Linked DNA regions of Homo sapiens: region 2 is linked to region 1. A link is an interaction called in ENCODE POLR2A ChIA-PET data of the cell type or tissue named here. Cell type or tissue: MCF 10A. All regions are shown on one strand. Each heading gives the region's core, and the rest is flanking DNA. Links, peaks and the distances in the headings are about the cores only. Region 1 overlaps HECW1 (HECT, C2 and WW domain containing E3 ubiquitin protein ligase 1). Region 2 has its middle 11 kb from the start of STK17A.

Region 1 (9,831 bases), core at 888-8,887:
CATGACCCTCCATGTGGAATCACACTTTTCTTCTCTTATCAGTGGCTCCAAATTTCTGAGCAAGGGAAACTGGTTTTCTTTGCACAGAGCCACAGCTGACTGAATGTAAGCCACCTAGGAAGAGTCTCATTTAGATTTCAACAGGAAGCCCTGATCAGCTTTGGGACATCTTAACAAAACCATGATGCTGCAGTTATTCCTTTTGTTTATTTTTTGTTATTTTCTTGTGCCATGTGGCAAATAGTTTAACAAACAAAACATGCAGGTTTCACCTATCTTGTGCCCCTGAGTGGCTCGTTAAGCTCTTTGGCCAGCATTTTAGCAAAGGGAAGCTAGGAGAGCCCAGATCTGGTGATGTGGCTTTGGGTATTTTGCACAAAATGCTGGCAGTGTGTGGGTGCTGTGGCACCTGCCTGAAGACCTGTCGCTGTCATTTCTGCAGCCCGCAGGTCCATGACACTCAGGAAACCAGAATCCTGAGTCCTCAAATCTGATCGCTCACGACTGGTACCACTGGCTGCCTCTTAACTGCCCACAGCGTGGGCGTAGCTGCTGCTGATCTCGGGTCGGTGTCAGGTGCTCCTTCCACCTTCTGAGGGAGTTCATCAGGAGATTCATGGAGGCTGTGAAGAGGATGACAATCATCAGAGCCTGTGCATCACTCATAAGGAAACGGAGAAACCAAAAGATTACAAGGCTTTCTATGGGCACAGCCTTGACTTTGTAAAGCAGGACATTGTCCCTTGACACAGGACAAGCCAGGGCAGGATTTGGCCTGCAGGAAGGACAGAGGTGCCTTAATGGACACCCACGCCCTGCCCACCTCCCTTCACTCTGGAATCAGAGATAAGCATAACCACAGACCCGAAATAAACATGGCAAACCAGGTCAGCTTCAAAAGTTGTTGTTGGTTTTTTCCAAAAATAGAAATTTTATTCTCTAGTGAGGCATTATCAGAAAATGCTGTGAAATTGGTATTCATATTTTATAAAATTTATAAATGTGTAAAACGCTGATGAGCTAAATGGATCTATTTTGTACTGCTGAGCATAATTTTATATGTTATCATAATCATTAATAAAAATTAGATGAATTTAAAAGTCAGTTGCTTGTAGGCTAGTGAAATAGTGAAAGGACTAGAGTTTTCCTTTAACTGGAAGAATTATTACTGCTTAACATACACACATTTAATACCGATTGGTTTGCTATGGAGGAATAACTGAGAAACCAAATGCACTGAGTAGAGTTTATATGAATGTTTCAACACAGCTGCTCTTACATGATTATATTTTTTTAATGCCTAGCAAAAATCCATTATAAGGCTTCAAAGGATTAAACATCACTCAGGATTGACACGGTACTCAGCTGTGGCTGGAGGCAGCAACTTTGCAGTGGTCAATTTTATCTTTTTTTGTTGTTGTTATTCTGCTTCTTTATCCTTCGCTGACCTTCTTCTGCGTCCCATCCTCTTACACATTTTCTGAGTTCCCTCTAAAAAATAAGCTCTATTGGAGCAGAGACACTTTTGTCTTATTTCACTCTAGCACAACACCTGGCACTTTCAGGTGTTCAGAACATCTCCCCGACCACTGGGTGCATAAATGAGTATTATTCCACAAGTCCTACCAGTCTCTTCCTTCTACCAGGGTTAAGATTAATAAAGTGCTCCCTCCTGCCATGTGCAATTAATTGCTCAAATTTCACACTTTTCTGTATTATCTGTGGTTTTAAAGCCCTTGCAAAGTCAGTGATAAATGCACATGTCCCTTAAGATCTTTACACTCTGGGACTCTGCTCTCCACGACGCGTGAATGCTGCTTGTTACTGAAGGAAGGCCTCCTCCTTCTTCTCACACTGCACGTGGTCCTGCAGCGGCCACTTCCAGGCAAGGCACTGCCCAAAGACATCAATGGAGAAACCCCTGACAGTGTGTCCTTCCTCTGAAAGCTCCCCTTTGAGAGTGGGTACTTGACATTCTGGGCTTCCTGCTCCCTGTGTGTGGGCTTTGTATCCATTGGAATAGAGCCAGCTTAATCAAAAGCCCTAGCAGGGCATCATGATTCCACCCACTTCCTTTCTTTCTCGTGCAGTGTTGAGACATACGAATATGAATAAATATAGTGAAAATTCTGTGTTACACACGTTAAGTAAGCTGGAAAAAAAAACTGTTTGTGGGTTTTGGTTTTTTTTTGTTTTTTGCTTTTGGTCAGGATTTTTGATTTTTGTTTTGTTTTGTTGCCTTTGACCTAAAGAGACTTTCTGCAATTGCTGTTTCATTACTTATTTGTACGACTGACTTCCAAACTGAAAGGACCATGTCAAAGTCAGCAGTGATAATATTCAGGCCAAAGAGAAAGAGGAGTTAGAGTCAGAAGAGCTCTTTCAAAGCTGGAGCCTATAAGGGACCACCCATGGACACTGTGGTCACTCAAGGACACAGCCCCTGCGAGACCTGGCCACAGCAGGGCAAAGCAGGGAAATAACACTCTCAATCAACACTCTTCTTCCACCCTCCAGTCCCAATGGCCAAACCCAACCATGAACCAGAGGACAGAGGCTCTCCAGATACTGCAACCCACAGTGGCCAGTCCCTAAGTCACAGAGCAGGACAGAAAAAGATGGGAAATTAGTGGAGGACAGGAGAGCAGGGAATGGAAAATTACCACAAGAGCCTCTACATTTCAGGACATTCAACCCATCCACCAGAAATCTTATAATTTACAGAACAGTATGTGTCTGTTGTGTCTTTGATGACAGAAGTCTTGGAATACTATTCCAAATTTCTTTTTTCTTTTCTTTTCTTTTTTTTTTTTTTGAGATGGAATTTCGCTCTTGTCCCCCAGGCTGAGTGCAATCTTTGCTCACTGCAACCTCCACCTCCTGGTTCAAGCAAGTCTCCTGCCTCAGCCTCCCAAGTAGCTGGGATTACAGGCACATGCCACCACGCCCAGCTAATTTTTGTATTTTTAGTAGAGACGGGGTTTCACCATGTTGGACAGGCTGGTCTCAAACTCCTGACCTCAGGTGATCCATCCTCCTTGGCCTCCCAAAGTGCTGGGATTACAGGCGTGAGCCAACGTGCCCAGCCTATTCCACATTTCATATCTTCATTCTTTGATTATGATGATGTCATTTGCATATTGATGAGGCACTCATATGCTACTTTTTTATCCTTTTCATATTTATTGTATCCTGATTTTCTATCTTTAGGGATACATAATTTAATAATTAAGCTAAATAATGAAGGATCCATTGAGAACATGCTAAATATACCAGGCACTGTCTAACAACATTATAACCCAGATATAATGTTATTATTACAACATTATAACCCACATACTGAGTTATCCTACTTTTACAGATGAGGAAAATGAGGTGCAGACATAAACAAAGCCACAGAGATAGTCGAGGACCAGGTAGGAATAGGAACCCAGGTATCATGGCTCTATCATCAGGATCTAGCCCCCATTCAAAGGCAAAGTCAGATATATAATTGGTCAAATTAAAATACAATGTGACCAATGCTGTGCATACCTCTATTATAGTGCTTATCACATTGTATTGTAATAATGAGGTACAAGGAACTTTGGAAAAATGAATGAGAATAATTGGCTGGCAGAGAAGAGGAGTGGGGAATTCTAGATGGAGGGCCCAGCATTCACAGCAGATGTCAGTTTGGTGTGGCCTCAGAAGAGAGAAAGAGGCTGGAAAGGCATCCTGGTGTCGGGTAGGGAAAAGCATTTGATGGCATTCCCAGGCGTTTGGGTTTTGTCATGAAGATGACAATGACAGGGAGCCAGGCATTTCATTAGTAAAGGAAGAGCCTGATCAGATCTTTATTAAACTCAGAAAGTCAACTCTGGTTACAAGTGGAAGATGAACTGGAGTGGGCAATAGGGGTGTCATTTAAGAGGCTAGTGAAATAGTTGTAGGAAGAGATATTAAAGAATCAAAATAGGGCAGAAGCAGTAGAAATGGAAAGATTTTTCAGAAGGAGCATGAACAAATGAATGAACAAAACTTGGTGATAGATTATAAATGGTGGGAAGTTAAGTATATGACAGGCTAAATAGCTTGAAATGACACTGGTGAGCACCTAAAATTCTACCAAATACTTATCAGTGCAAAGACACCTTTTTAAAAATCAACCTACCATTCCTTCTTTATGTAGTACCCTCTATTTTAAATGATACTTCTTTATAATCTGAATTAGCCAGATTATAGTAGCACACTCCCAGATGCTGTGAGATATGTTATTTCAACATTTTTAATATTTACCAAAACTTTGTGTCATTGGAAACTCTTCACTTACTTGCTGCAAAATTATATATAAGAAACTACCAAGTTAAAATGCTCGCATATTTTGAATGGAGGCATAAAAAACAAAACTATAAATGAATTGTGAAAGGTCCAAATTTATTTTTATGTCTAATACAATGCATGAATATTGCAAATGCATATAGTTTCAAACTATTATGTTTATATAGGAAAGATTCACATTTAAGTTCAAACATTCCCTTCTCTAAGGGTCTTTCCTGAGCACTCAATTTAAAATAGTGCATCCATTTATAATTTTCCAACTTAACATCTTACTTTAATATATTGACTGAATTTATCACTATAAAAAGTATTAATATGTTTATAATTCGTTGTCGTTTCTTCCCGAAAATGTAAGCCCAGTGAGACCAGAGTCTTGGCTGTAGCTTTCCTAGTCACATACTTGGCGCTCAGTAAATATGTGTGGAAGGAAGGAAGGAAAAAAAGAAAGGAGGGAGGGAAGAAGACAGGCTGGACAGATAGACGGATGGTTGAGTGGAAGGATGGATGGACGGATGGAATACTTCTCAGGTAAAACTTCTTGGTTAATGAGAATTTTTATCTCATTTCAATTTTTAGTTCAGAATATTTAAACTAAAATAAAATAAATAAAAACAGTAAAAATAAATAAGTAAATTTGGAGCCTCTCACTCATTGTTGAGTGTCATTTAAGCTCCTACCAACTATTCTCTCTGAAATCACCACTGGAAATTCTTTTTGTCCCAATCATTCTGAATGTCACTTTTCCTGGAGCAAATCTGAGATGCCCTAAAAGTCTGAACAACTGAAATAGGTGAGTTCCTTCTCTATTCCTAGGAAGAATACCAGCGCCTCAGACACATTTTCTTTGTCTTAAGTACAGTCATGTGTCAGTTAACGACAGGGATACCTCTGAGAAATGCATCACTAAGCAATTTTATCATTGCGTGAACATCATAGAGTGGAATTACACAAACCTAGATGGCAGAGCCTACCTCACACCTATGCTCTATGCTATAGCCTATTGCTCCTGGGCAACAAACCTGCACAACATGTTACTGTACTGAATACCTTAGGCAACTGTAACACAATAGCAAGTATTTGTGTATCTCAACATAGCTAAACATAGAAAAAGTACAGTAAAATTATTGTATAGAAGATAAGAAATGGTACACCTGTATAGGGCAGCTCCGTTATAATCTTTTGAGACCGCCGTTGTATATGTGGTCTGTCATTAACTGAAATGTGGTTATGTGGCCTATGCTTGTGCTAACATGTATCATTTTAAGAAACGACTACGTTATGAGTCACTCTTTACATAATTGTCAGTGTGAGAAGGATTTTCAGGGCCAGATTTCAGATTTGATGCTGTTAATCAGTTTCTCTGCAGCCACCAAAATGTCTGTGAGCTCATTTATGTCTGTGGTGGTGACGAATCTAACCTTACAGTTGTCACAATCAGACATTTTACCACCTCTCAAACCAAAATTTCCAAGAGGATCCCAAGGCCCTTTGCTAACTGCAAAATAAACAGACTCCCCTGCCCCCTTCTGCCCCAGCCCCGACCTCTCTCCCTTCCCAAGCAGATACTACCTGGGTGGTAAAAATCTTCTGTTTTCAGGTCTTTAGCAAGGGGAAGTGGGGGAGGAGGGAAGCTCTTTTGTGCATGTTTAGAGTTTGGCCAAGTGGGTAAGTGGGTATTAAGTGTAATTGTAGAGTTTTATGGAACTTAAGAAGTCCCGGATAACACATTTTAAATATCCCTTGCTACATCTGCAGAGTCTTGAATTAGTAGGTAGAAACCACAACATTATGAGATCCCACTGGGTGTCTCATGGCCCTTCAACCTCCCAGGGCCCTCCTGACAAAAGAGCTCAGTGTGGACTTTTGATCTGAGTTTAAGATCAGGTAAGCCCCAGCCCCAGCCCTACCCCTAACAACAGCCCCTGGGTTCTTTCACGAACACCTACAAGAGCTTTGCTGACCCCATCTCTGGCTGAATCTCAGTAGCCTCCCTATCAATTCTCAAAGAAGATGTGGAGCAAAAGTTAGATGAGAAGTCACCATAGAATGTACGGGATTGGTTGGGATTCTGCCTGTCCTATTTCTGAACCCAGCTTTCTTCAGAATGTGTGAGAAACTTCCAGTAGGAAAAGAATTAACTATTTAGTTAATGATGCCAGTACTGTAACTGGGTATGCAACCAAAAGAAAATTATGTTAGATTCCTCTCTACTTTGAAAATACGTGAAAAAAAGGAATGAAATTTCTTCAGGAAAATCTAGGTGAATTTATGCATATGCTAGAACATAAAAATTATTGAGAACATAAAATGAACTCAAGAAACCTTGAGTGGTAGAGACCTTTTTAGAGACAATCTTTTTAATCAACAACTAGAATCTATAAAAGAAAAGAAAGGCCGGGCACAGTGGCTCACACCTCTAATTCCAACACTTTAGGAGGCCAAGGCGGGTGGATCACTTGAGGTCAGGAGTTTGAGACCATCCTGGCCAACATGGTGAAACCCCATCTCTACTAAAAAATACAAAAATTAACCAGGCCTAGTGGCACATGCCTGTAATCCCAGCTACTCAGGAGGCTGAGGCAGGAGAATTGCTTGAACCCAGGTAGCAAAGGTTGCAGTGGGCCTGGATTGCGCCACTGCACTCCAGCCTGGGCAACAGAGTGAGACACCATCTCAAAAAAAAAAAACGTATTTGAATATATAAAAGTTAAAATACTTTCTGACAAAAATACCATAAACAAGGTCAAAAGACAAGCTTTGATCTTGAAAATTAATCTTTGCAACTCAAGAAAATCAGAGGTTGAAAATCTGTAATACAAATTTCAAAGAGCTCTTGCAACTTGAAAAAAAGAGGAGATACAACCCTGGGAAAACTGGTAAAGAATATGAAAAAGTTGGTCAGAGAAGAACAAATTCAAATGATTGATAAACCCATTAAAAAATGTCAACTTTTCCAGTGGTGAAGGAAATGAAAACTAAGGTAACAATGATATATCACCTTATAACGATCAAATTGCCAAAAATTGAAGAGTTATTTATTTTTGGAGGGGACATAAGTAAAAGGATGCTTTCATGCATTGTTGGTAGAAACATGCATGAAAGCAATTTTATAGCCTTTCAGGGGGGAATGCAATCCACAATATAAACTAAAATTTTTAAAACCCCTATACCCTTTAGCCCATAAAGTTATCTCATAGAAACAAAAGCACTAATATTCAGTACTTTTGTAATAACAGGTAATATTTATTGAGCCCTTATTATGGGCCAGGTATTTTTGCAAAGGCTCAACATGAATTACATAACCTAGTATAATCCTCTATTTTACAAATGAGGAAACTCATACCCATAGAGGTTTAAACTTGCCCAATACAAGAGCTAGTAAGTGACAGAGGTAGGGAGCAATCACATGCAGTCTGACTCTAGAGTGCAGACTTTTTTTTTTTTTAGACAGAGTCTTGCTCTGTCACCAGGCTGGAGTGCAATGGCACGATCTTGGCTCACTGCAACCTCCACCTTCCTGGTTCAAGCGATTCTCCTGCCTCAGCCTCCTGAGTAGCTGGGACTACAGGCGCCCACTATCACACCCGGCTAATTTTTGTATTTTTAGTAGAGACGGGGTTTCACTATTTTGGCCAGGCTGGTCTCAAACTCCTGACTTCATGATTGGCCCGTCTCGGCCTCCCAAAGTGCTGGGATTACAGGCGTGAGCCACCGCGCCTGGCCTAGTGCAGACTTTTAAAAGCTATGCTGGACTGCCGCACAAAACACCCAGGTGTGTTTATTTCAGCATTGTTTGTAAAGACACAAACCTAGAAGCAATGCAAATGTCCATCGGCAGGGGAATGGTTAAATGTATTACAGCAGATCCACACTGCACAGTCATATGAGGCATAAAAAAGACTGAATTAGAACCTTACCAGGTGATAGAGAAAGATTTCCTCAAGATATTGTTGAGAGAAGAAAAGCAGAAAAGCATGAAAAACGCAATTCAAAAACTGAAAAATAGTAACCCCAAGCCTGTGTGTATGTAGCTAGAGATATGTAAATATAAATATATTAGTATGTGATTATATGATTCAGATAAAAAATATGGAAGGGCACATTTTAGATTATCAATATGTGTCACAGGAGATGAGCCGAGGTAACAGGAGCCAGCCATGCCAGGAGAAGCCAAAGTCTATATAAAAATTACATCTGTGGGTAAAAAATAAATAAATCTCTTACAGCCAAGATGCCATTTGGTAAAAATGTCTTAGCTTAATTATTAGTGGTAAACAAATGTCTTAGATATGCATTCATCAATGCACTATTCTTATCACCTAAGGACTTGATGCTGGGTTCTACAAACTGTTCTACACATGAGCTCCTGGCATATTGTGAATGCCTCATGTATATGGTACAACTATGCTCACCCTACCCTGGGTCTCTTCCCTTCTTTATCTCTTTTTCCATTTATCCCCCCTTTACTCAGCACAGACCTCTTTACTAATTCCCTACTGTCTACGAAATGGAGTCTGGACTCCTCGGATTCTCAGGACAGCCAAAGCACGAGGACCACCTGCCTTGAGACACCATCTGCCTCTCCCGGGCAGCTCCTCCTCTGCCCTCCCCACGCTTCCTTAGGCTTTGCTCTGCTGCCCATATGTGCGCGATTGTTTCTTCTGTTCTTCTTCTCTCATTTACATGGGCGCAAATTTCCTACCCTGAAAATCCACTTAAAATACTGTGTAGTTCATTCATGATTTCTTCATGATTTCCTGCACCTTCTCAAGACAAATATGTTCATCTTCTCTTGAATTATTTTTTTATTATTATTATTCTACTTTAAGGTTTTTTTTAAAAAAAACACAAAGGTTTCCAAACCCTTTTAGCTGGAACCTTGTTCTCCAATCTAGAACAGACGAAAGTGAAGCCTTGCCTCTGGCAAGGAGGGGTGCCTGGTTCACTGAGCCCCTCAGGCTCTTCCTCCTCCCCATCTCTATGCTTCTGTGCAAAATAGCTTGAGAAAGCACTGCTCTAATCTACTGTCTGCGTCTCTCCTTCCATCCCTCCCTGGCCACTTTGTGTTAGCTTTTAAACTGGATCAGGGCAACATCTTATTGTTCAGGTTTGCCCTCTGCAGCCAGCGTGGTTTCTGGCATGGAGGCAGCACCCTTCAGGTCCTGAGGCAGGTGCCACACAGCAAAAGGCAAACCCAGGTTTCATGCCTGCTCCAACTCTCAGTAGAACCTGGGCAGCTTTCTTAACCTATCTGAGTCTCAGCCTCCTAGTTCACCAAAAGGACATAAGAGTGCCTGATGTGGTTTGACGGATGCGTCTCTCAGAATTCATATGTTGAAACTTAATCACCAACGTGATGATATTAAGAGGTGGGGCCTTTAAGAAGTGATTAAACGATGAGGGCAGAGTCATGAATGGGAGTAAGGCCCTTATAAAAGGCCTTGAGAGAGTGAGTTTGCCCACTAGGTACAGTAGCACCACCACGATCACCCCCAGCTGTCACAACCAAAA
Region 2 (9,831 bases), core at 1,017-9,016, 55 kb after region 1:
TGCCTCCCGGGTTCAAGCAATTCTCCTGCCTCAGCCTCCTGAGTAGCTGGGATTACAGGCATGCGCCACCACGCTCGGCTAATTTTGTATTTTTAGTAGAGACAGGTTTTCTCTATGTTGGTCAGGCTAGTCTCGAACTCCCGACCTTAGGTGATCCACCCACCTTGGCCTCCCAAAGTACTGGAATTACAGACATGAGCCACCATGCCCGGCCAATATTGCATTTTTCCACACGTGCTGGGCTGACTTCAGATTTATTCTAACTGAAAATCACTTTTCTTCTAAGTCATAAAGAGAAAATCTGGACTAGATCATCATTTATAGTGAGGCATAGATTATAGTATTCTGCTTTAATCTTACTCTGAAATCAAGATTGGACTTCAGGTCTCCTGATTTCTTTTTTATTTTTATTTATTTATTTATTTTGAGACTGAGTTTCACTGTTGTTGCCCAGGCCAGAGTGCAATGGCGTGATCTCGGCTCACTGCAGCCTCCACCTCCCGGTTTCAAGCAATTCTCCTGTCTCAGCCTCCCAAGTATCTGGAATTACAGGTGTGCACCACCATGCCCAGCTAATTTTTGTATTTTTAGTAGAAATGGGGTTTCACCATGTTGGTCAGGCTGGTCTCAAACTCCTGGCCTCGAGTGATCCACCTGCCTTGGCTTCCCAAAGTGCTGGGATTACAGGTTGAGACACCGCACTCGGCCAGGTCTCCTGATTTCTATGGCCATACTTTTCCAATTAATGTGCTGACAGCTCACTAATTATATACTGTAAAGGGAAAAGTGACACACATAGCTTGTACTCCAGACATGGTTTAGATGTGTTTATAGAGGATGGCTCTCTAACAGAATAAGTGAAGGGAGTTATGGAGGATCAGGCCAACCTTTATCAGTGCTGCAGGAATTACATATCACATTTATGGCTGGGAATAGGCTTAGACACTTTTGTCCAACAGGTTTACCTTGGAGATCTGAGAACAGAATAGTTGATGTCAAGGCCACTGAGTTTTACCTTGAAGGCTACCGCCTTATCACAAAATATCCTGTGGGGTCCTGGGCTCTGGACCTGGCATAACCATTCAAAAATGTGCCAGGAGCATGAGGTATGCAGAAGAGATGGAACCTGAAAGAGTACAACTGGATGCCAGGAATCCAAGGTCAGTGTGCAGTCACCAAAGAAGGATGTGGGCTGCTGGTTCCCACGGCCCCTCTGTGCAAGTTTGCTAGGGCTGCCAGAACAAAGAACCCCAAGTTGGGTGGCTTAAAGAAGGCTAGCAGTTTGCTATGAAGGTGTCGGGGGCTGGTTCCTTCTCAGGGTTGTGGGAAAGCATCTATTCCACCCCGCTCTCCTAGTTTCCAGTGGTTTTCTTGCAGTATTTGGCATTCCTTGGCTTGTAGATCTCTGCCTTCATCTTTGTATGACTGTGTGTGTGTGTGTGTGTGTGTGTGTGTGTGTGTGTGTGTCTACACTTTTCCTTTTTATGAGGACAACATCATATTGGATTAGGGCTAACGCTAATGACCTCACTTTAACTTGATTAGTTCTGTAAAGACCTTACCTCCAAATAAGGAAATAGAATCATATTTGAGGTACTGGGTGGAGTTAGAGCTCCAGTATATCTTCTTTGGAGGACATGATTCAATCTGTAACATCCTCCTTCCTGCCACCTTAAGAGCCTCCAGCAGTAATAGTAACAATCATAAATTCTGACATGCCTTTTATGTATCATCTTATGAAATAGCTACCTTTATATCCCTCTTTTAAGCTGAAAAAGAAAAAAAGTACAAAGAAGTGAACTAACTTGCCCAAAGACACACAGTTAGTAAACGACATAGCCAAGATTTGAGAACAAGGAGCCAGCTCCAGGGCCCAAGCACTCAACCACACACCACCTCATTCAAGTAACCACTTATTGAATACTTGTTACGTGTTGGGTCTTGTGCCAGACACAGGGGCCAGTGGCAGTCTTTGCCCTCAGGGAGCTCATGATCTAACAATATAATAATGCATTATTCTCCTCCAGTTGAGATTTGGCCCGATTCCAGTGTGAGTAGTCTCCCCAACCCAGCTCGCCAAACCTGGCTCCTGAGTACAATATGACGCCATTAAAAAATAATAAGCAACGTGCTACAGGAAAAGGCAACAGGAGCAATTGTCTCTGCTGGTGAGGAAGCATGGGCAGGAATGAACTCGGAGACAGAATTTGAGCATGTATAAAAATGGGAAAAATAATTTAAATGTATTATACCAGAAAGAGGGAAATATTTTTTTCTGAAACAGTAAACAAAGAAATGAGCAGAGGTGATTCAATCAGCCTAAGAACCTTCATATCTTTAAAAGCTGGGAGAATACAGCTACAAAGAGATTTCTTTTTAATGTCTGGAACTTCTGATTGAATTAGCATTAAAACTTATTCAGATTAGAATTAATTTGTTCAAATAATTGGGCAAGTTATATATGCCCAAGAACTTGTATTTCTTTCCATTTTATTCCAAAGAGTACATCCTATAGAGTTTTCTGTTTTTCTTACACAGTTGTTACATAATCCCTATTACTTTTTAAATGTAATAAAAATGGGGTCCTGGCTTTTATCCTGTCCAGAATTTTATATTCACTCATAAAAAGAGCTTCTTCCCTTTTTCCAACCTTATTCTTTCAGTAGGAAAAATTAAACGACAACGGGAAATAACTCTCTTCTAAGATTGTGGTGGATCACATAAAAGGGCCTCAATTCTTCAGCCCCCCTGAAGTCACATCCTTTACCCTGTAACTTTGCAGTCACCTCCATCTGTGGTTGGTCATTCTGAGTCATTCCCTGAACCACCCACCCAGCATAACACAAGCAGAGGCATGTAAAGTACTTGCACGGCTGAGCTTGACCTCTCTCTCTTGTTGCTGTGCTATCACCATGAGAGCAGGCCTGGAATAAGAGGAGAATGAGAGATGTCAGGGGCCAAACCGAGCCAGGCTAGATCAACCAACAGCCAGCTGACCACCAGGTACTTGAGCAAACCCAGCCAGGATCATTAGAGCCACCCGGCCAACCTCCAGCTGACCCCGGAGACATCAACACTAAAAGTGCATGGTTAAACACCAGTGATATTTTGTGATCACTGTACTTTTTTGTGGCAATAGATAATTGATTCAAAGACCATTCAGCATTCTTTCCTTTTTAGGATAACTTTTGAGAAGAAACACTGACCGTTTACCCTTAGGAGAGCATTCACTATGCATGGTAGCTACTCTTTAGTTTCAATTGACAATGGCCAAGTCTGGTGGCTCACAAATCCCAACTACTCAGGAGGCTAAGGCAGGAGGACTGCTTGAGGCTCGGAGCTTGAGACCAGCCTAGTCAACATAGTGAGACCTTGTCTCAAAAAAATAATAATTAATTAATTAATTAATAATGAGACTGCAGAGAAAAGAGAAATTGGCATGTTGGCATAACTTTTCTGAATATAATTTGATGATATGTATCAAGAGTTTTAAAATATCAAAGGCCAAGTTATGGTTCAAAATTGCATCTTACTGGTGGATCTGGAGGTGACTTCGTTCATTCAGGTCAGACACTAAACTGTTCTTAGATACTCTTTCCACCCCATCATCAGTAACACTCTATGTTTATCCTGGATTAGAACTCCTATGTAGACAGCAGGAACTAAAGGAAAATTATCCTGTATCGCATATTCCAAAAGATGAAGCCCCCATACACAAATTCTGTAGGGGAGGGTAGGAGAAAGAAGAACCCTAGTGGCAAAGCACTTATTTATTCAATTTATCAATAAATGTTTATTGAACATCAGCACTGTGCTGGGCATTGTTTTAGGCACTGGTGTTGCATCAGTAAACAAAACAAAGAATAAGTAAGTACATAATAGAGTATGTTGAGAGGTGGTAAGTGTGACGGGGAAAAAGGAGAGGAAAGGAAGAGAAAGGAAATGAAGAGGGTTGAAATAGAAGGGATTAGAAATATAAAAAGAATTTTTAGGGAAGGTGCTGACAAAAGATGATGTTTGGGCAAAATCTTAAGAGATGAGAGAATGAGCGTTGACACTCTCTGGAGGAAGAGTGGCTTGGTCAAAGGCGACAGCAAATGCAAATGCCTTTGAAACTGAAGCATTTCTGGTCAAGCCTGCGGTGGCTTGTAGTTTTCATAGTTTTTCAGAAGAGCAAGCAGTAAAGGTAGAAGGCAATACTTCCTCAGTTCCACTGAGCTTCACTTAGATGAATACTTACCAGATTCTCCAGTTGGTCTGTGCTCACCTACCTGCTGTCCAGATGTAGGAGTCCAGGTGTCCAAATGAACAGAGGGTTGAACCAAAACACACACACACACACACACACACACACACAGACACACAGTTCCTTAGCAAAAGCTAGGTCTAATTTACTCACTGAAGGACAAATAATTCTGGAAACTATGACAAACATCACAGAACAAGAAAAAGAAACAGCACCCTGAAGACTCAAAGGAAGAGTTCATCCCTGAAGATGACTCACTACTGGCAACAATTGAAATTATTAAAAAATTTCTAATTGGGCCAGGTGCAGCGGCTCATGCCTGTGGTCCTAGCACTTTGGGAGGCCAAGGCAAGAGGACTGCTTGAGGCCAGGAGTTCAAGACCAGCCTGGGCAACATAGCAAGACCATATCTCTCCTAAAAAAAAAAAATAATAATTAATTAGCCAGATGCAGTGGTACACATCTATAGTCCCAGCTACTCAGGAGACTGAGGTGGGAGGATCCCTTGAGCCTGGGAGTTCAAAGCTGCAGTGAGCTATGATCATGCCACTGCACTCCAGCCTGGGCAACAGAGCAAGACTCTGGCTCAAAAAAAATATGTATTTTCTAATTGGCATTCTGAATAGCTAGCCAGAAGACATGACCCCTGAGAAATAGAAGCAAAATACATAAAAAGACAGCTGAATTGACTGAAAAATAAACCAAAACAAAAAAACAAGCAAACAATAGCAGACTTCCAATTAAGATGGAGCACTAAGCTGACTTGAAAACAACCACCACCCTCATGCTCGAAATGTAAAAAGATGGTGGCCCACGCCTGTAATCCCTGCACTTTGGGATCCTGAGGCGGGCTGATCATGAGGTCAGGAGTTCCAGATCAGTCTGGCCAGCATAGTGAAACCCCGACTCTACTAAAAATACAAAAAATTAGCCAGGTGTGGTGGTATGTGCCTGTAATCCAAGCTACTTAATTACTGAAGCAGGAGAATCACATGAACCCAGTAGGTGGAGGTTGCAGTGAGCCAAGATTGCGCCATTGCACTCCAGCCTGGGCGACAGTGCGAGACTCTGTCTCAAAAAAAGAAAAAAAAAAAAAAAAGCCGGGCGTGGTGGCTCACGCCTGTAATCCCAGCACTTTGGGAGGCCAAGGCGGGCGGATTGCCTGAGGTCAGGAGTTCGAGACCAGCCTGGCCAACATGGCGAAACCCCGTCTCTACTAAAAATGCAAAAATTAGCCAGGCATGGTGGTGTGTGCCTGTAATCCCAGCTACCCAGGAGACTGAGGCAGGAGAATCACTGGAACCCAGGAGGCAGAGGCTGCAGCGAGCTGAGATTGTGCCACTGCACTGCAGCCTGGGTGACAGCAAGACTCCATCTCAAAAAAAAAAAAAAAATATATATATATATTGTTTTTAATGTAATATACAGTGAAGCTAAGAAGCTAGCAATAAAAAGAAACCTACAGCTACAGTGGTTAGTAAGAATTGGTTAAACACTTTAAGGACATGGGTTTTCTTCTGGGTCAGGACTTGAGCCCTCAGTCTTCTTATAGAGCAAGGAACTGAAAATGAACTCTTGGCATTGAACCTGAAATTGGGAAAGTGCTGACTTCTTCATGACTGGGTTGTAAAAACCTCCTCTGCTGGCACAGAGCAGGCAATAAGTTGTTTGATGGAGGAAGTGGTGTGAACCACAGATCCTGAATCCTGACTCATGGCTCATGACAGTGCAGAACACAAATTCACGTCATCCAAATGCTTCAGAACCCCCAAGCTCCATTGAGAAATTAAGCCAGAAATTTGTCTCCCAATCAACAAGCTCTGTAGTCAGGGCAGAGGCCATTTAGAAACCACATCATAGAGATTCTTTCCCAACTCAGACCCTATTTGAAACATTTAAAAATACAAAGTTACAGTTAAAATAGGAGCTCATCATCAAAAAAGTATAAAATATATAAGGAACTCCATTACTAGGAAAGAAAATCCACAGATGGAATGAGCCAATGGAACTTGAAATAGTACTGCATTCTAAAAAAGCCACAACATAACTACTTTTAAATGTCCAAGTCGATGAAGAAAGATTCAAATATATGAATCAGGGATGAAAGATTATAAACCATGAAAAGGCAGGTTTGAGAAGAACAGTTTCTTTTTACTTTTTTTTTTTTTTTGAGACAGAGTCTTACTCTGTCGCCCAAGCTGGAGTGCAGTGGTGTGATCTCCACTCACTGCAACCTCCGCCTCCTGGGTTAGAGCAATTCTCCTGCCTCAGCCTCCCGAGTAGCTGGGATTACAGACGCCCACCACCACGCCCAGCTAATTATTTTGTAGTTGTAGTAGAGACAGGATTTCACCATGTTGACCAGGCCGGTCTCGAACTCCTGAGCTCAAGCCATCTGCCCACCTCAGCCTCCCAAAGTGTTGGGATTACAAGCATGAGCTACCATGCTCGGCCTACTTTTTTGTTTGTTTGTTTGCTAAAACAAGTCCCTTGAAGCCTGTAAGTATTTAACACGAATGAGAATGTTGGCAGCTTACAGCACTTGAAAGACCTAGCTTCTAAAAATAAGTGAATCTATCTTTTTCATATATATATATATTTACAAAGTATACTTTTATTATAATTGTATGTTTAAAAATATTGCCCAGTTGATTTTTTTTAGATTAAACTTCTGTCAGATTGACCTAAGAAAACTGATTTTCTACCCTAAAAATCTTTTTCAAAAGGTTGATATGTAAGTGCCAGGCACGGTGGCTCACGCCTGTAATCCCAGAACTTTGGGAGGCCAAGGAAGGCGGATCACCTGAGGTGGGGAGTTCGAGACCAGCCTGACCAACATGGGGAAGCCCCATCTCTACTAAAAATACAAAATTAGCTGGGCATGGTGGTGCATGCTTGTAATCCCAGCTACTTGGGAGGCTGAGGAAGGAGCATAGCTTGAACCCAGGAGGCGGAGGTTGCAGTGAGCTGAGATCACACTATTGCACTCCAGCCTGGGCAACAAAAGAGAAACTCCATCTCAAAAAAAAAAAAGTATTGCATAATAACCTATCAGGTAAATATATCAAAATTCATTTAACCATTATCTTACTCGGATAGTAAGAGCATTGCATACTCAATTCAACCACATCTATTCATCAATATTTACAAAGTGTCACTTATACACACTGAGGATATAGAATAAATGGTCCCTTCTGATCTAACTAGGAAGAAAGAAAGTATACACTTATAATGCAATTTGATAAAGATAAACTCAGGTTGATATTAAAACAGGTGGGCCAGGTAAGAATATCTGATAAAATCAGGTATAGCGCTCTATACAGAAAAACACAGATCAGAACAACACAAGGAAACAAAAAGCACTTGGGTTTTTATCTTTCCAGTCTTTCTCCCCATTATCACTAACAATGGGCATTGAATTACCCTAAAAATCTTTGCCAATTTTATTGGCAAAAATGAAACCCCATTTATATTTCTCCAGGAAATATAAATTAAATTTGAACATTTCACTATAAAAAAATCTTTTATTTTCTTTGACCTCTTTCTAATATAGTGTTGGCACACCTCTTATTATATGTTCTTCATTTAGGGTATGATTTTTATCTATAATGCTTTTTGCTAATGTATTTCCAGCTTGTTTGCCTTCTAACTTTGCATATAACATTTTTTGATATGCAATGATTTTTGAATTATTAGGTAGTCAAATATTTTTCTTGGAGTTTTTTTCCACTGCTTTATTTCTTAGAAGTTACTTTTTCTTTCAGAAATCAGCTAATTGTCAAGGCCAGGCAAAGTGACTAATGCCTGTAATTCCAGCACTTTGGGAGGCCAAGGAGGATGGATCATTTGAGGCCAGGAGTTCAAGACCAACCTAGCCAACATGGCAAAAACCTGTCTCTACTAAAAATACAAAAATTAGCCAAGCATGGTGGCACATGCCTGTAATCCCAGCTACTCGGGAGGCCGAGGCAAGAGAATCGCTTCAATCCAGGAGGCAGAGGTTGCAGTGAGCCGAGCTGGCACCACTCCACTCCAGTCTGGGCAACAGTGAGACCCCGTGTCAAAAAAACAACAAAAAAAGAAAAAGTCAGCTAATTGTTATGTGTCATTTCTTTCTAGATTTTGTAGTTTTTGTTTGTTTGTTTTACATTTAATGATTTAGAAGATTTGGGGCTTATTGTGGTTTCTTAAATATTATAACTCTATTTCAAAACTATTCTGCTATGTTGAGCTATCTTATTTCATACTGTATTTTAATATGTTAGGACAGTTCTCTCCTTACGACTTTCTTTTGCAAAAATTTTCTAGCTACACTCATTTGGATATTCTTCATGATGAACTCTGAGATAATTTTAACACATTCCAAAAGACATATTTTTGAGACTTATTAGAATTTTGTTAAAGATACTGATTTATTTCCAAAGAATTACAGAATCTAATCTTTTCATCTATGTATCTCTATTGAAGCATTTGTTTATGTCTCTTAGAATAGATACATTCTTTAAAATAAAATATAAGCTTTGTGCATTTTTGTGAGGGTCGTTTCTGCATGCTTTATTTTCATTTTATTCAAATGGAATAGTTCCCCATTAGCTTTCATATCTCATTGTTATTATGTAGGAATGCTATTGATTTATTTTTATTAAACCTAATTGTCTTTTAAAATATATTAATTTTAATATTTTTCAGTTGATTCTTTTTTATTACATTTTACTTATTTATTTATTTTCTTTTATTTTAAAATTTTCTTTTTTGAGATGGGGTCTCATGCTGTCACCCAGGCTGGAGTGCAGTGGCACTATCCTGGCTCACTGCAACCTACACCTCCCGGGTTTAAGCGATTCTTATGCCTCAGCCTCCCGAGTAGCTGGAATTACAGATGCCCGCCACCATGCCCGGCTAATTTTTGTATTTTTAGTAGAGACGGGGTTTCACCATGTTGATCAGGCTGGTCTTGAACTCCTGACCTCAAGCAATCCACCCACCTCGGCCTCCCTCCCAAAGTGGTGGGATTACAGGCATGAGCCATCACACCCAGCCCTTTTTTATTACATTTTAAAATAGCATTAATAGAAACAAGGTTTCACTATGTTGCCCAGGCTGGTTTCAAACTCCTAAGCTCAAGCGATCTTCCCACCTCGGTCTCCCAAAGTGTTAGGATTACAGGCATGAGCCCGGTCCAGTTTATTCTTTTGGATATTCTAGAAGTAGAATATAGAATTCTCTACATTTAACAATTGTGACTATTCCTTCATGACCATTTAAATTCTTCCTTTCCAATATTAATGCCAGAGTGTCTTACTGCACTATTTAGGTTCTCAACTGCAACACTGAATAAGAGTCGTGATAGCACGTAACTTTGCTGTGCCTCTGACTTCAACGATAATACTTCTGTAGGTTTTTTAGAGATGTATCTTCTTAAGTTTAGGAAATTCCCTTCTATTTTAATCAGTCATGAGTGGGTATTGAATATTATGCAATGTTTTTTCCCAGCATTTTCTGTCAACATAGATGAGAAGTAAATTGGCCAATTTCCACTTATTTGTGATTGTGGCTTTTGGTTGTGGTTGTTTTATATCAAAATA

What was found. ChIA-PET counts read pairs that join two places held together with the same protein. Peaks named below come from ENCODE experiments on the same cell type or tissue, not always from the same donor. Only the 100,000 strongest peaks of a DNase experiment are listed, where the experiment ranks them.
Region 2: POLR2A ChIA-PET joins it to region 1 with 18 read pairs; 8 of 35 experiments call an interaction of 5 or more read pairs at or near these places.

What each region holds. Positions count from the first base shown.
Region 1 is chr7:43,511,501-43,521,331 of GRCh38, forward strand. All of the region lies in intron 24 of HECW1 (HECT, C2 and WW domain containing E3 ubiquitin protein ligase 1), which reads left to right. LUARIS (lncRNA upregulator of antiviral response interferon signaling) reads right to left here. Exons shown (of 3, transcript NR_038276.1): 2 at 1-623. Among named protein-coding and RNA genes, the nearest start is that of LUARIS, 6.1 kb to the right of the region's middle. In MCF 10A, for the core only: no CTCF peak of the experiment used is centred there; a DNase peak (open chromatin) is centred at 5,621.
Region 2 is chr7:43,566,736-43,576,566 of GRCh38, forward strand. No RefSeq gene overlaps it. Among named protein-coding and RNA genes, the nearest start is that of STK17A, 11 kb to the right of the region's middle. RefSeq lists a silencer at 5,815-5,894. In MCF 10A, for the core only: no CTCF peak of the experiment used is centred there; DNase peaks (open chromatin) are centred at 2,026, 2,836 and 5,936.